2 separate regions of the Mus musculus genome follow, and region 2 is linked to region 1. The links are chromatin loops, found by intact Hi-C in ENCODE. Cell type or tissue: heart. All regions are shown on one strand. Each heading gives the region's core, and the rest is flanking DNA. Links, peaks and the distances in the headings are about the cores only. Region 1 overlaps Kcnh2 (potassium voltage-gated channel, subfamily H (eag-related), member 2). Region 2 holds the start of Atg9b (autophagy related 9B).

Region 1 (8,327 bases), core at 188-8,187:
GTACTTAATGGGATTTCCATCTCCCAGACTCCCAGGCACCTAAGAGGTAAGAGGGAGAGAGGAAATGAGGGGCCTGGGACGGTGCAGGCTTGGCAGACAGGCAGGAAGCAAGGGGCTGGAGTAGGGATTGCAGGCCTGCACCCTTACCTGTGCTTGCATGGCGGGGCGGAGGGGGCAGCGCTCCAGCCCGCATTGCCTCAATGTCATCCGCGGATGATGCGCGGCGCACGCTAGCGCAGCTCTCACGGGAGCGTGTCCGGGCCAGGCTGCAGCTGGAACCTGAGGCATCAGGGTTAAGGCTCTGAGCTCGTGGCGATGGGTGAGGGCCTCGGATGCTGGCTACTGGTGAAGCAGACCCCGGGCCCACCAGTGCTCGCCTCTCTTCTGCAGGCCCAAGCCCTGCCACATGGTTGTCCATGGCAGAAACCTCATCCAAGGCCAGGGACTCACTGCTGGGTGCTGCCGGCGTCAGGTCCACATCCACCACCACCGCCCCAGGGGCTCCAGCACTGCGCATGCTTCCTGTCCGCACAGATGATTCCCTGGCCGTCAGTGCCAACAAGGCAGGCAGCTTCAGGCGGAAAGTCTTGGCCCGGCCTGTGGGAAAAGGGTGGCCTATGGTGTGCGGGGTGACCAAAAAGAACTGGGTCCCTAATAGTGGAAGGCCCTCACCCCACCCGGTGCACAGTACTTGATTCCCCACACCCTGACAATTCTATCTAAAACCAGTCGTCTACTCCACAACTGCACTGGTTGAGAGGGTAACACATGCAGAGACTGACCCATGCCTTGGGTAGGTCACTGAAGGTCACACAGTAAATGGGGACTATGTCACCCAGCAGCTGGCATCCATAGGACAAGTTTCACTAAAACCCAAGAGGTGAGCTTTGTTGTCATGACTCTGAGGAGAATTGTTTAATTAAACCAAAAAAATGCCTCCTGGGGAAAGCAGAGGATCCGAACCTTCAGGTCAGCCAGGGGAAGTGTTGAAGCTGCTGCTTACAGCCACGGCCAACATGCCATCCCATCCTTTCTTCCATTAACCTCCACTCTTGGGACTTGGCCAAACCACAGAGCTGAGTTCATGAGACAGAGCTTTCTAATGGGCTGGTGGCTGGTGCTGCTTAAGCAAGCACCTATTATTTCTCCAGGGTGCTGCACAGGGATCCAGGAGGCAAGGCTAGGAAACATGCTCTGCCTGAAGAGCCTGCGATGCTGAGCCCCACTGCTCCATGGGCGTCTCTCCATCCTGGTCTAGGTAGACTGACCAGATGATTCCTTGGTGCTCCTTGCCCCTCACACAAGCATGTGACTCAGGTTAACAAAACCTCATTTCATGTCTTCCCGAGCTGACTCAGGAGTTTGGCTGCACTTACCAGAAGCTAGCCAGCTGGTAGAGGGGCCCCTGTGGTTGGTGTCATGAGCCGGGGACCCTACCATGTCCTTCTCCATCACTACTTCAAAGTTGAGGATGAACATGATCACAGCCCCATCTTCATTCTTCACGGGTACCACATCCACCAGACACAGGAAGCAGCTCCCTGCAGAGTAGGAAAGGCATTGGCCATGGTGACCCCAGATTCTCCTCCCCAAGTGTGCATGACACAAAATGGCCAGGAAGGACCTCTAAACCCAAAAGGGCCCATCAGCCTCTACCACAGCCCAATAGCCCACATCTGCAACTCCTGACCCTGCTCTAACCCTGCAGCTGGCTGTGCCAGACTGCCAGCCAGTCCACACTTCCTCCCTCACTGCTCATCTCATCTCTCAGCCTTCTTTCCCTGTTTCTCCTGACTTTCTTTCTCCAGCTTGTGACTCTTTTTTCCTCCGTGTTCTCATCTGTATCCCCATCTTTTCAATGTGCCTGTGCTTTTCCCTCCTTCAACGACACACTCCATGCTTTAATCCGGCATCGCCTGCTCCAGCCCCTGCTCTAAAGCTGTTCCACATGCCTGTGCCTCGTTTTCCTCACCTGTAGAATGGAATGGTAGCCATTCTTCCAGGAGTTGCAAAGATTCATTAAGTCCACATTTGTATGTGCTTATGGACACTAGAGACAAGTGGATACTGTATCTGTCTTATATGAGCAAGACCTGGCATATTGATACTATAGACAATTGGATACTGTATCCATCTTGTCTCGGTTCTCTTTAGCCTCCAGGCACTGTGTAGATACACAAGTATGCAACTTGAAATCAAGAGTTTCAAAACTTTACAGCATTTTGGGACTGCCAGGGTATCCAAGCACACAGTCTCCTATGTCATGAAAGTACTGGACTAAGACCTGAGAAACCAAGAATGCTGATCCCTCACCAGAGAACAAAGAAACACTGCTATGAGATTTTTCTTTGTCCTTCTTACTCTTAACTCCTTCTCTCCATCCCCCAGAGTCCTTGGAGCAGGCCAAATCATATCACCAGTTCCCTTGGGCTCTCCGAGGAATGAATACACAGTCCAGTGCCCTCCATGTTGATTTCTGAACTGAGGTGAGTGCCCCTGCCAGGGCTAAGCTAAGGGTTCTGCCTGCAAGAAGTTCTAGATGAATCAGAAGGGCACAATGACATCCTGGTCCTCTCACAGGGAGCCAGGCAGGTTGCCATCTACTGTCCATCATCAACATCCAAGTTTCCCATTATTCATCTGACTTCTCTGCCTCCTGGTAGTCACATTCCTTCTGAACAGCCTAACACCTAGACTAACCAATGCACTGTGGAAGCCGGTGACAGGCCATAGTGTCAGTGGTACAGCAATAGTGACATAGAAAAGGAAATCAGGAAGGAGGAGGCTTGGAAAGAGGTGAAAACTCACATGGTCTCAGGAGAGCCCTATCAGCCAACTTTGGCCTTCCACTTACCTTCATGTCCTGGAGCTCCCTAGATTGGTCTCCCAGCCTCTGACCCTCCCCTTACCCTGACTCCTGGCCCAGCTGTACTGGAGGGGTGATGACTAGAGTTAAAGGAAGAATGGAACCTGGAGCTCACTTGATGCCTGTCAGCCAGACCTGAGTGGGTGAGCACTAAAGGTACAGAAGAGTGCAAGCTGTGGCCACGCCAGCCAGCCATCAAGGGCGGGGCTCTGGAGACACTGGCCAACACTAGTGTAGACGTGCTGGTAGGGGACTGAGACCACAGCAGACAAGTGATCCCAGCAACTGTGGGTTCCCCAGTCAAACGAGAGCCTCTGAAATCCACTCAGGCAGACAGGCACAGCGGTGAGGGCAAGGCCCAGGCGGGGCTAGTCAGGAGCTCTCTGCCCTACCCACTACCCCTGCACTCACCATCACCAGGGCCCTCCTGCCTCTAACCGAGGGCCCTGAGCTCAGGAGCTCTGCCCGGGTGTCCCTTTAGCAGCTGCTCTTGTCCCCTGACCTCTGGCCTCTGACACACAGCTGTGGTGTTGAAGCTGTGTGGGGTGGGGGTGGGGGTGCCTGGGCCCAGCTGGAGGCTGTTTGGCACCCAGACAGACAGCCTGGAGTTTATGCCCTAATATGGTGATGGCCAGCAACGGCCTGAGCAGGGACTGGCCTCCTCAGGACTACAGAGGGGCAGGAGACTAGAATACCAAAGCTGGAGAGACCCCAGCTCTTACCCCCAAGAGCCCCAGAGATCCAGTCCCCAAGCCACTATGCTCACCGGGACATGTGTCAAAGAAGCCCGGAGTCTAGAACCAGGATGACTCTGGCGCTTCCAGATGGCTTAGGGGCTCTATCCCTGAAAGGGGCTAAGACATTCTGACCTGGTGTCAGATCTATCCATTCAGTCCAGGCTCCTCAGTAAGAGAATCCACACAGCCCAGGGCCCTGCATCTCAGATAGCTACGTCAGACCTTGGCAGCTCAGACAGTGACCCTAGGTCCCTGACCTGAAAATAATTCTTTTTAATTCTTCTCCAAGAGAAATTTCAAGATATGCCCCTCTCACAGGACAAGCCTGTTTCCCTCTTCCAGATACACAGACACAGAATGCTGACACTCCCCCTTTGCTGACATTCAAGGAATTTTTCTTTTCAAATATCCTGTCAAAGGCCTGGTTGTTCCGAGATATGACCTGTGCCCCCTTCCCGCTCCCCACCCCTCCCCCATCCTATGTAATCACTGATGGAAATAGATTGCAGTACCACCACGCATAGAAACAAAGAAAGCTGAAGACCAAGCAGGCCCTGGGCTCTAGAGGTACCAACCATCTCACTTGCCAACTTGGCAGAGTCTTATGTGACCTACCGGGTCACCAATCCCAGCTCTTTGGCTAGAAGTATGGAGGGGGTTTCTGGGGGTAAGGGAAGGACAGCCAGGCTGTGGGCAGGGCCCTCGGGTGCTAGCACAAAACAAATAGCCTGCGGTCAGCTTCCAGCTGAGAAGAAAGGTTGTGAACAAGTGGCTGAGCTGTCCCTGGGGAGCCTGAAACACTGCCTATCTACCCAGCCTCTCCCTAGATACCACCCTATTCCTCCCTCCTTCCCACTCGACCTGCTATCCCAGTAATGGTCCAGCTCATGTAAGGAAGAGGCAACCTCAAGGAGGGCCCTGGGGCCAGAGCTGGGCTAGGCTGCAGTTCCATCCAGCACCACTCTGTGGCAGGCACTGCCCACGTTCAAGAGGCAGACAGCTCTTGGAGCACTCCAGACCTGATGGGTGGGATGGAGTGGGGGTGGGGGTGGGGACACTGATGGGAACAGCAGGGAGCACCATTCTCTTTCTCAAGGAGGACATGGCACAATAGATGGGAGAGTCACCTTACAGAATGCTTATCTGTCACATGACATTGATCACACCGACTCACTGGGCCAAAGTCTGGATGAAATGACATACATAGTATATGACAGCCTGGCCTAAGAAGAGAGCTATGCACACTCAGAAGAAAGATGAACCTTTTCAATTGCCCCTGGGACAGTCTGATTTAAGTGGCTAATAGCAAAACATACCCTGATACCTGTCCAGCACCAGCCAGGCTCTATAACCATTTGGGTAGTGGGGCCTCCCTGCCCAGTCTAAGCCTGTCTTTGACCTCTCAGGACAGAAATAAAAAGAGGATGGCAGGCATACCAGTAACCACATACCTACAGGATCTGGCAGAGCCTTTGGTCTTGATGACCCAGGCCAGCCAGTCTCCTAGCAGCCTTCAAAGGTCATGCTGCTCACTCTAGGTCACTAGGTAGGGATGCAGTGGAAGGGCCACTCATTCTGAAAGCAGAAAATGTTCTGTTCAGACGACAAACCCTGGCTTGCTAGGATTCAATGCTCCATCACACTAAGGGGTCCACTTTGGAGTAACCCATCTGCACTCACCCAGCTCAGGTATGCTTCCAGTACATCAGAATCTAATCTCCCACCTCCGGGCACCACTGGCCCAGGCCTGCCTGAGTAGAAGTTATAGCTGGTGAGAGTTCAGAGAAGACCTACAGAAGACCTGGGCAGCCTTGGGCAACTTGGTGAGGTCAGGGTCTCACCTGTACAGCAGTAGGCTTCATGGCTTCCCCATTACCTCACAGTACCATTGAACATGCCACCACAGGTGAAGCATCTGGGATAACATGACCAAGAAGATGGCCCTGGTGCCTACTCTGACTGAGCCAGGTGTTCAATCGGACCCTAATTTGGCATCAGGACAAGATAGAGCAAGACAGAACAAACCACACGGTGGGTGTGTCCTGGGAAAATGAAGTATTCTGCCCCCAACAATCAAAAGACCCTGCTCTCCCTTGCATTTGCTGTGTAGCTGCAGACAGGTCACCCACCTCTCTGAGCTTAGATTCTCTGTGCATACCACAGGGACAAGAGATTTGTGCTCTGAGTGCCAGATGAGGTGACAGATGGCCTTCTAGAAGCATCTGGAGCTGTAATGAGGCAGAGTAGCAGGTCCCTGCAGGGAAGGTGACCTCTAGCACCCTCATCCTGGTTGCCTCCCTTGCCCCACTCCAAGCAGGAGGGGCTGCGCCAAAATGAGCCCAAAGTCACACTGAGGGCAGGGAGGCTGAGGCTGCAGTTGGCCCTGTCCGCCCCCCAGGCAGAGACTGTCTCCGGAGGAGCAGCCCAGGGCTGTGCAGTGTCAGGTTATATTTAGCCTGGTGGTGGCGACAGGAAGATGCAGCGGGAGCTGCTTCTGGCCAAGGGCCACCGTGTCGCTAACACCACTCTCATGGACAGGGGGCGGGGGGATAGGAAAGGCCAGGAGCATTGTGGACTCAAGGGACAAGATTGGGAAGTCTGAGAGGCCAGCCAGTCGATGGATCTGTGTCCCAGTGTGAGAACATGTGTACATATGTGTATCAGAATCAGAGACCAATCCTAGGGTCCTGAATCTAAGAACTGAGCTATACAGGGTTCTGGGGAACTCCCTGCCAGGCAGATTTGGGAAGCCACAAGCCAGACTCCAAGTCTCAAAGAAACATCACCTCCAGACTCAGTCCTCCACCACCCTTGCCTCCTGCCAACAATCTCTGTGTAGGGCTAGGGCCTCTGTGGGCATCTAATTTCCTGCTAAAACCAACAGCCTACGGCATGCTTGGGTCACCTCACATTACAACTCCTCAAAAGACAATCTCCACCCAGGAAAGCTCAAGCTGGCTGAGCTCCAGGGTCATGGGGCCATGCTTCCTCTTAGCTTGTAAGTGAGAGTATACCCTCTGTTTAACAAGGCACTGAGAGAACTCCGTGGGTAAGGGTACCTGCCACCAAGCTGACCTTCTAGCTTGATCCTTGGTATCCAACATGGTGGATAGAACTGACCCCTGCAAGCTGTCCTCTAACATACCATGACACATACATACACCACAGCACACACACACTCATACCATTTATACACTAATATATATGTGTGGGGAGGGGGAGAGTGTGTGTGTATGTGGTATGTGTGTGTGTGATGTATGGGGTGTGCGTGGGGGGGGGGTGTGTGCATGTGTGGTATGTGTGTGTGGGGTGTGTGTGTGTGTTTGTGTGTGTGATGTTTTTCTGAAAAGAAAGTAAGATGATGTCACATTGACCTGGGGAACGATGCCTCCACCTCTCTAACTGCACCCTGAGCAGCATCTCTCCTGCTGCTGCTCTCCCCACTTCCTCTATCCCCATCCCTTCCAGACCCCTCTGCAGAGGGTTTCCTGAATCTGTCTACATGGGTAGCTTCTCTCTGGGAACTCATCCAATACCGCACCCTTTGTAGAGGCTTGTGAGGTGAGTTCCCCAGTCCTACCATCCAGACCTGCACCGGGGAGACAGGCTTCAGAGCAGATGTTGAGTGCTCAGCTTTGGAAGGTCTGATGATGATCTCTGCACTGGTCACCTGCAGTTTTGGCCACTGTGGATACAGTGGCCCCACATCTCACCTTCTAGATCCACTCAGTACAGAACTGCTCGCATCCTGAGTGTGGACAAACAGAACCGCCATGGAAATTCAGGTGTTCTTCCAACGCAATATTACATTTAGTCACAAGTTAATATCGAACAAGATGGTGCTTGGACCTAAGTGAACTATGTACGCTGTGCAATTTCTGAGCCTTGCCCATTTCTTCCCCCTTCCCCGTGACCCTGATCCCTGTGTTTGCAGCTGTCACAGAGCAGCAGGGACACAGAGCTCTCGGTAGTCACTAGAGACTCAATCCTGTGGTCCCTACCATCTTCCTGGATTCTGTAAGGTCCTGTAACTGTCCTCCACCTTGGCTCCCAAACATGAACACAGCAGGGCCTAGAGAGGCCGCATGCAATAAGGCTCTGCCGTCAGTCTCTAAGCAGGCACAACCCTCTGGTAATTAACTCAAGAGGACAATTCCCCATGGCTTACTCTCCAATAGGACACTGTGAAACACCCACAGCAAATTTGTCAGTTAAGTTCCCTGATGGCACATGCAAGAATGGAGATATACGACCATGATGCAAACACAAAAACTGGCATTATTTTCAGGGTACAGAGTTGTCTCCTCAGAGAACCCACAAAGTCACCAGGTAAACACCAAGAACTGAGACGAGAGCTCCACCAGAAAGACCAGCCCACAAAACACAGCTTCAAACAATTAGAAAGTAGAGTCAGAAAACAAGACAGTACCAGCATAGTGGCCCACACTTGTGGCCCTAGCACTCAAAGTCAGCAATGGCTTCATAGTGAGAGTGTGAGGCTTCAGAAAACAGGGAAGGGTCAGCAAAGTGGCTCAGTGGGTACAACCACTAGCTGGGCAAACATGAGGAGCTGTGTTTGCTTCCCAGAACCAGCAGTAGAAAGAGAGGCAACTCCCCAAAGCTGTCTTCTAGCCTCAAACAATCACCATGACATGCATGATCACATAAATCAAATGTCTGTTTCCTTATCCCTGTGCATGTTTGTGTGTGCCTGCATGCATCTG
Region 2 (8,327 bases), core at 197-8,196, 58 kb after region 1:
GGTCCTCAGTGAGCCCTTGAGAAATGCCCACAAAGTTCACACTTCACAAACGACATTCATGCCCTCTGCTGTTTGTATTCTCAGTCTTCCATGGGTGTACAGTGGGCTATGTCACATCATCTTGACAGCCCATGTAGCCTGCACTTGTGCATTCCTAACCTTTAAAGATGTCCCCAAGGCTAGGAATGTGGCTGAGTAGTACTGTGCTTGCCCAGCATGCCAGGAGCCCTAGGTTTGCTCCCCAGCAACAAAAATAAACAGTTGTCCTCACCATTAATTTCTAATAAGGTAAGTAGGAATGTGACTCGTAATTCAAGGCTCTCTGAGACTCCCAGCCAACTTGGGGTATGTTTTTAAACACTGAAAATTGATCTAGGCCAAGAGGCAGTGTGGGGAGGTCCCTTTCTTCCTATCCTTTTGTGACCTTACTCCAGAGGCAGCCACTAGATTGTCACTTACTTCTCTGCACACTGGGCCGAGGGTAGAATGGCATCTGACAAGGTCACTTTGCTGTGTAATGGTCCACGTCTTGTATGGTTCTTTGGTTGGTTGTTGAAGAGAACATTGTAATCCACGCAGCGAAGGAGGAAGGTTGTAAAGGTGACAATGAAAATGAACTGCCTGAGGAAAGGATGCAGGAGAGGTCTGCTCAGGCTAGGGGCATGACGGACGGACAGACTCCTAGCCCAGACACCAGACAGGCTGCAGCTCTATTTGGCCCCCTGGCCCTTCAGAGCCCCAACCAAGCCTAAAACTGAAAAGAAGAGCTGGGGCATAGCTCAGTTGACAGAGTCTGCCTAGCATATAAAGCCCCGGATTTCATCTCCGGCACCACGTAAACTGGGTACAGTACTGTGCCTGTAATTCTAGCACATAGGAAGTGGAGGCAGGAGGGACAGGAATTCAAGTCTAGCCTAGGATACATGAGACCCTGGGTCAAAAAATCAATAAAGTAGAATAAATACTAAAATCAAGAAGAAAGAGCAGAGCTTAGGGATAGGACTGGCTTCTCACCCCAGCTGGAAGACATCCTCCAGCAGGATACAGGCAAAGCCATTCCGCTGATGATAGCTGTAGATGTGGCAAGTTTGTCAAGAAATTTGCCTAAGCCTACGGACTCTTCCCGTAGAAACTTCCCCCACTCTTCCCTGCTCCACAGTCCCCCCACCATGCCCCTCTGCATGCTGGGCACAAAGGATATCTTGGTGAAAAAACTGTCCAGGTTCTGGATGTGATGCCAGGAACCTGGGCACAGAGAAACAGTGTCAAGACTTGGCATTGTCCCATTTGTGATTAATTTCTCTATCAAACCCAAACCTGCCTCGACCCCCTAACCCACCCAACCTTCCATATACCCACACACTCACCGCGGAGTCCTTCGGGTACATGAAGCAAGGGTTGGTGGTCCTCCCCATGGATAGGGGAGTCTTGAGACCCCTCAGGGTCACAGTCCTCTAGCCGTTCATAGTCCTGCTCAGGGATCAGAGGGCCCATCCGCAGCCCAGGATGGTCCTGGGGGCGCGGGCAGGAGGGAGGGGGAGTGGCCGAGGCCAGGGGTGGGGTGGAGTGGGACCCCCACGAGGGGGAAGCAGAGGTGTGTATCATTGTGGGATGGGCCTGCGTTGAGGGTGTGGTCGGGGTGGGTAAGACATTGTGTGGAGTCTGAGAAGCCCCTGCCTCCTGAATCACCAGGCAGGGAGACCCTGAGGCCGGAGGGAACACTGAAGAGGAGCAGCTTCTTGTGCGAGGGGCAGGGGACAGAGAGAAGACAGAGATCCTCCTTCCCCCAGTTCCCCGGCATGGAGAAGCAGGCAGTGGCAGTGCCATAGGGAGCAGAGGCACTGAGCTGGGCCCCAAGTCTCCCCACCGCCCCCGTTGCCTCCTGCTCCCCCCCCACCCCGTTCGTCTCACCATCAGGCCGCAGCTTCTCTTGAGAGGTTGAAGGGACTGGACTGCTGTTGTTTCCACAGAGGTCAGTGAAGCTGAGCGGAGACTTCAACAAGGAGCAGGACAACAACAGCACTAGGTGACTCAGGCTGGGCAGGCCTCAGGCATGCCAACCCTCAGCCACCTGTGTGATCACTCACACTCCTTGCAAGGCAACCTGGGGCCCAAGCCCCATGCCTGGGACGGACACCAGTTTAGGAGGCAGGGGCTCAAGAGCTATTGGGATTAGAAGAGACACCTATGATCTCTGCTTTCAGTCCTCAAGGGCACAAGTGGCAAAGACAGGGCAGCTGCAACAAAAATAATATGCACAGAGAGCAAAATCCTATCAGAGGGCTCTAGCATGTGCAGACAAAATAGTGAAGCTCTCGTTCCTACAATTGCACTCCCATCCCTTCACACCTGTGGGCACCAGTCAGTAGAGAATGATTTAAGGCCACATGCCCAAACAGGAGGTGCATTCAGATTTCCCAGCACTTAGGAGGAGACAGAGTAGCGGGATCAGGAGACTGAAGCTGTTCTGGGCAACATCTGACCCTATCTTAAAAAAAAAAAAAAAAAAAAAAAGCTGTATATTTTCTTTCTCTGAATGAAAGAGGGCAGACTTTGTGGTTAGCCAGGAGAAAACAAGGAGTAAAAGGAAGGAGTGCTAGCCATCCTAGATTGGAGCTTAAGGAAAAAAGGCTGGTTCCTTGAGAGTTCCACTGTATCTTCCTTATCCTCTTGAACCCTGATGTACTCTCCTCCAGTCCTGACCTGGTGTCGGGGCCTCCTGAGACACGTCAGCGCAGGAAGGCAGGGGCCTTGAGAGGATAATTTGGGTGTGTGGGGATGGACTGGCTCAGTTGAGTTCTTTGTTGTTGCCTCACCCGGGAGGAGGAGGCCCAGGTGGCTGGTCTGATGGCTTGCCCAACGCCATTCCCAAGGCCATGAGTCACCAACTGCCCTACTGAAGCCCATGCCTGAGATATTGACTTATGGAGCAGGTGTCAGGGCCTCCAGCGATCAAGCCAGTATCTCAGAGGCGGAGAGGAAAACTGTGCTTCCTAGAGCATTTCCTGGAGGAGCGTGGAGGACATCCATGGAACATCCCACAGGTTTATCCCAGACTGCCTGATTTTCTTATATAACAAGAGTTCATGACTCCCATACTTTTGTGTCTAGGTAAGGTGCAAAGCTATGCTTTGTGGCAAAATGGAATCCCAAGGAAGTGGGCGTGGGGGGGTACCCCGGTGGCAGGAAATTCCCATGATCTTTCTGAGACCTCTAGAGAGAGAGAGGTTAAGTGTGGCTTTAGCTGGTACCTCCCTCTGACATTACTCACATATAGTATATACTTGCTTAAGACTACCTCTACACACATCCTTATCTCCTCAGCCCCAAACTCAAGCAAATTCTGGCTCATTGCTCTGTCTAGTTTCACTCTGCTCATTCCAGAGCATGACTTTGCGACCCTCAGCTCAAGAAAAATTGAGTCCCGGAAGCACCACCAATAAATGACAATGATACTAGTAACATAACAATGTTCAAATGTCCAGATGGATTACCAGAGAGTAAATGTGAGCTAGAAACAGCACCCCCTGGTGGACAGTGGACAATAGCGTGCCTTTCTCGCGTGGAGGGGAACGGGTATGAGTCAGAGCCACTCCCACCAAGAAACCACAGCCCAGTGGAGGAGTTAAAACAAAAATAATAATTACACAGAAGGCATAGTGACTCAAGCCTCTAATCCCAACACTGGGAAGGAAGGATGGTGAGTTCAAGACAAGCCTGGGCTATAAAGAGAGTCTCAGGCTAGTCAGAGCTATGTAGCAGGTCTTGGGGGTACTTTGGGAGACAATTATAGCAAGAATAAGCTTAGCCCAACTGCTGCAAGAGCTATTCACTTTTGAGCTGGAACCTTAGGCCAGTGATTCAGACCCAAATGAAGAAGGAACCTAAAGGTTAGCTCTTAGGTTGCACTTTGATTAACTTCATGACCTACATACTAATAATTCACGATAACTGTGAGTAGCAGGATCACATAGGGAGATTAGAGACTCAAGTGGTGGCACGTTACGTGCATGTATGTTTTTGTTTGGTTTGGGTTGAGGGGTGTGTGTGTGTGTGTGTGTGTGTGTGTGTCTGTGTGTAGTTTTTTTTTTTAACTCTCAGGTCTGTTTTCACATATTCCTTCTCACGAAACCACCACTTCCTGTGATGCCAGGGAGCATAGAGATTGTCTGGAACAACTCTAGAGAAAGGGCTCAAGGTCAGAAGCGCCAGGACGTCCTCTAATGTGAGAATGAACGTCGCACAACCTCTGACCCGCACCTGACTTCAGGCCACTGAGCAAATAGCTAGAGCTGCTTCTGCTCGGTCCCGCCTACAGCCAACATTTTATCCAATCACAGCTTGCAGCAAGACTGATGTGTCTTTTCTCCAATCATCGCTGAGAATGGGAAGGGGTTGTCGGGATGGGGCCATAGCGAACATGGAACCCTCGGTAGGATAAGTGTGAGATTGCCGTTGCTGGCTGCCCCTATCTTATTGCCTCAACATGTTGGTGCACTTATTTCGGTTCGGAATCCGGGGTGGCCCAGTTCCAGGATGGTCGCTACAATCCCTGCGCTTCCAGACGTTCTCTGCCGCCAGGTAAAAACACAAGAGCAACTTGGAGTGTGGGCCATTGACCACCGTCCGACATCGCGCGGGGCCCGCCGGGATATGTAGTTCCGGGCTCGCGCGGGGCTTGCTGGGAGATGTAGGCTGTCTCGGAGGGTGTGGAATGTCACTGTCCAGGGAATTGGCCTCAATTATTCATGATGCTGTGTGGTGCCAGCAGGAGGCTCCGCAGGTCTGTATCCACTTGCGGTCAGGACTCAGCCACACCCAGTCACCACTGCCCACTAAGGGGCGCCACTCACAGCTCGCATTCGCTCTCTGGTAATCCACCTGGAGATCTGTAATTGGTGTCCATAGACATTTACTATTGATAGTGCTTCAGGATTAGCTGAAATAGTTCTAAATAATCAAAAGCGATACCTGAGCTGGCGAGATGATTTAGCAGTTAAAGGCACTTGCTACCAAGCCTGAAGACGTGGATTCTACTTGAAAACTCATGGTAGGAGGTATGCAGTTTCGGCAAATTATAATTATCCTCTTACTTCCACTATCCCAAACCCACTAAATAGATAAACACATACGTGCATTTAAAAAAAAATTTTAAAGTAGGTCCTAGCTAGAATCTACTGTGAATTCAAGGCCAGGCTGGTCTATAGAGAGCTCCAGGTCAGCCCAACTATACAGTGAAATCTCAACAGCATCCACGTTAAGCCCGAGAGTTGCTAGGAATTTGAAGCCAGCACGGACTACATAGTGAGTTCTGAGTGAACAAAACAAATAGGAATTTGATTCTTAGAGCTAGATGTATCGTCAGGAACCGAGCCTAGTACCCTTTACTCAAGAAGGTGAGTCTAAATCCAGTATACAGCCGAATGTATTCTATACATTCTAAGTTCAAGGCCCACCTGGAAAACTTTGTAAGATCCTGTGTCAAATATAAAGAGTAAAAGGGTCATTCATATGACTCAGTGGGTAAAGAAGTGCCACCAACGTGATCCCCTGAGTTTGTAATCCCTGGGACCCACGTGTGGAAGGAGAGAACCAGTTCTTGTAAACTGTCCTTTGATCTCAACTCACTGTGGAGTGCTCAGGCATGGGTGTGTTTCTCGCACCCCCCCCCACACACACACACAAATAAATAAATAAAATTACTATATTTTAAAAATAAAGAGTAGAAGGAGAGCTGGAGACATGGCTCAGTGGTAGGCTTTTTGTTTGTTTGTGTTTGTTTGTTTGACAAACATGAACCATAGATTCAATTCCTAGTACCCTGGGTGGGAAAAAAAACTGATCCATTCTTGGTAAAATTAAAAAAGCAAAAACAAAAACAGAAAAACGTACCCCACATTGATCCAGAGAGAATAATGAGTTGAAAGCATAGAAGAGACCAAAGTCTAATTTTTCTCTTTTTCTCCTAGTAATTTATTTTTTATGTACAGTGGTGTTTTGCCTGCACGTATGTCTGTGTGAGGATGTCAGATACCCTGGAACTGGAGTTACAGACAGTTGTGAACTGCCATGTGGATGCTGGGAATTGAACCCTGGTGCTCTGGAAGAGCAGGCAGTGCTCTTAACCACTGAGCCATCTCTCCAGCTCATTGTTTTTAGTTTTGTTTTTGTTTTTGTTTATTTTTTTAAGATTTATTTATTTAATATATGTGAGTACATTGTAGCTGTCTTCAGACACACCAGAAGAGGGCATCAGGTCTTATTACAGATAGTCGTGAGCCACCACGGGGTTGCTGGGAATTGAACTCAGGACTTCTAGAAAAGCAGTTAGAGCTCTTAGCTCTTAACTGCTGAACCATCTTCCCAGCCCTGTTTTTAGCTTTTTTTTTTTTTTTATAAAGATTTATTTATTATTATATGTAAGTACACTGTAGCTGTCCTCAGACACTCCAGAAGAGGGCGCCAGATCTTGTTACGGATGGTTATGAGCCACCATGTGGTTGCTGGAATTTGAACTCTGGACCTTCGGAAGAGCAGTCGGGTGCTCTTACCCACTGAGCCATCTCACCAGCCCTGTTTTTAGCTTTTTAAACAGAGTTTCACTATGTAGTTCTGGCTGGCCTGGAGCTCTCTATGTAGACCAGTCTAACCTTGAACTCACAGAGATCCACCTGCCTCTGCCTCCTGAGTGCTGTGATTATAGGAGTGCCCTCTACCCAGAACCTAGAATTTAACTGTAAATATTCTACAAGAAGCAACTGTTTCCCTGACAGGTCCAGGGGAAGGCTACCAAGGGTAGGTAACTATGAGGGGAAGGTTGCCAAAGGTAGGTAACTATGAGGCAAGCCCACCTGCCTGATGGAGGGAGGAGGGCAAGCATGGGAACTGGTGCTGGGAAGCCTTCCACCAGTTGTTGACAATCCCCATAGCTTCTTGGTTTGGAGGAGCTGAGAGAAGCTAGAAAGTAGCCATGATAAATTATTAATGTCTGAAAACAGTCTTTAGAAAGAGTGAGGGTGTTGGTAATATTTGGACCATAAAGAGACACAAGGTGAGACCAGATAAATGACTGTGTTCATTTCAGTTCATGAAACAAATTTAGCAGATCAGGGTCATTTTGAAAGGTCATCAGAAACTATCAGAATATCCATTTCAGAATTAAGGGACATATCTTATGAAACCTTTTAACTTTGGCATTCACACACGCACATGGTTCTGGGTTGTACTAAGTGCAGTGTACCGTCTCAGTGACAGTAAATCTGTATGTTTGCAAAAATTGCAGTGGTCAGCCTTACTGCATATCTAACAAGGGCATACACAGCTTAACAAACATCTGCTCAATAGATATCTCATATCCCAGAGTTTCCTAAGTTCTAGAGTATAAAATATGCCTCTGCCCCCTCAGTAAGACTACTGGAAAATTTGGGGGCTGGTGAGATGGCTCAGTGGGTAAGAGCACCCGACTGCTCTTCCGAAGGTCCAGAGTTCAAATCCCAGCAACCACATGGTGGCTCATAACCATCCGTAACAAGATCTGGCGCCCTCTTCTGGAGTGTCTGAAGACAGCTACAGTGTACTTACATATAATAATAAATAAATCTTTAAAAAAAAAAAAAAAGAAAATTTGGACAGTAGTACAGGAAGAAAAAAGAGTGAGTTTTATCTTAAACTGAGGCTAGATAGACATAAGGCATAGTGGGGGGCGGGGGCGGGGGAGGAACACTAGGCATCTGTTAATGATGTATATGTGGGTGAGTACATGAGTGCAGGTGTCAGAGGACACCAGAGGGGTTGGATCCCCTGAAGCTGTAGTCACAGGCTGTGTATTCACAGTTGTGAATTTCCTGACAAATATGCTGGAGTCAATCTCAGGTCGTCTACAAGAGCAGTGCCTTTGACTGCTCAGCCAGCTCTCCAGCCCCTATTTTATTTTAGTCTGTAATGAGGTCTCACTTTGTATTATAGGCTGGCTTTGAACTTGAAATCTTCCAGTGTCAGCCTCCCAAGTGCTGGGATTTCAGGAATGCACCACCCCCACGCCCCCACCTCCACTTACAGTCTTTCTTTTCTTCTAAGTCTTTCCTCATCTATTCGTCTATTTTGAACATTCGTCTGTGTACTTTTAGCCAGATAACTTCTGCTCCAAACTGTCCTGTCCTTCCCCTCTGGCTCTTTCGTATTATGACCTCTAAAATGCAAATCTGACTTTATTACACCTTATCCTAAAAACTGCAGATATCCCTAAAAACCCCTCCTGAGAAGGTGGCCTTCTTGCATCCAGGAGCTTTGTGGAGGCTCGGATGCTATCCTTCCAAGGCAGCTGTTTC

What was found. A loop is a pair of places that touch in the nucleus more often than their neighbours do. Peaks named below come from ENCODE experiments on the same cell type or tissue, not always from the same donor. Only the 100,000 strongest peaks of a DNase experiment are listed, where the experiment ranks them.
Region 2: a loop joins it to region 1, with 3 times the contacts of the local background. A loop is called at or near these places in 4 of 42 quality-filtered maps.

What each region holds. Positions count from the first base shown.
Region 1 is chr5:24,331,516-24,339,842 of GRCm38, forward strand. It overlaps Kcnh2 (potassium voltage-gated channel, subfamily H (eag-related), member 2), which reads right to left. Exons shown (of 15, transcript NM_013569.2): 3 at 1,377-1,541; 4 at 148-597. Gm15589 (a long non-coding RNA gene) reads left to right here. Exons shown (of 4, transcript XR_003955875.1): 3 at 2,389-2,486; 4 at 7,154-7,277. Among named protein-coding and RNA genes, the nearest start is that of Kcnh2, 16 kb to the right of the region's middle. In heart, for the core only: CTCF peaks have their summits at 4,557, 4,757 and 6,058; DNase peaks (open chromatin) are centred at 4,556 and 6,006; H3K4me3 peaks cover 1,696 bases; H3K27ac peaks cover 5,859 bases.
Region 2 is chr5:24,390,003-24,398,329 of GRCm38, forward strand. It overlaps Atg9b (autophagy related 9B), which reads right to left and starts at 2,141. Exons shown (of 14, transcript NM_001002897.3): 1 at 1,368-2,141; 2 at 1,202-1,245; 3 at 1,015-1,079; 4 at 460-621. The coding sequence starts at 1,914. Abcb8 (ATP-binding cassette, sub-family B (MDR/TAP), member 8) reads left to right here and starts at 4,154. Exons shown (of 16, transcript NM_029020.3): 1 at 4,154-4,581. The coding sequence starts at 4,487. In heart, for the core only: CTCF peaks have their summits at 3,532 (motif pointing left), 4,809 (motif pointing right) and 6,453 (motif pointing right); DNase peaks (open chromatin) are centred at 2,869, 3,539, 4,349 and 4,669; H3K4me3 peaks cover 1,258 bases; H3K27ac peaks cover 1,675 bases.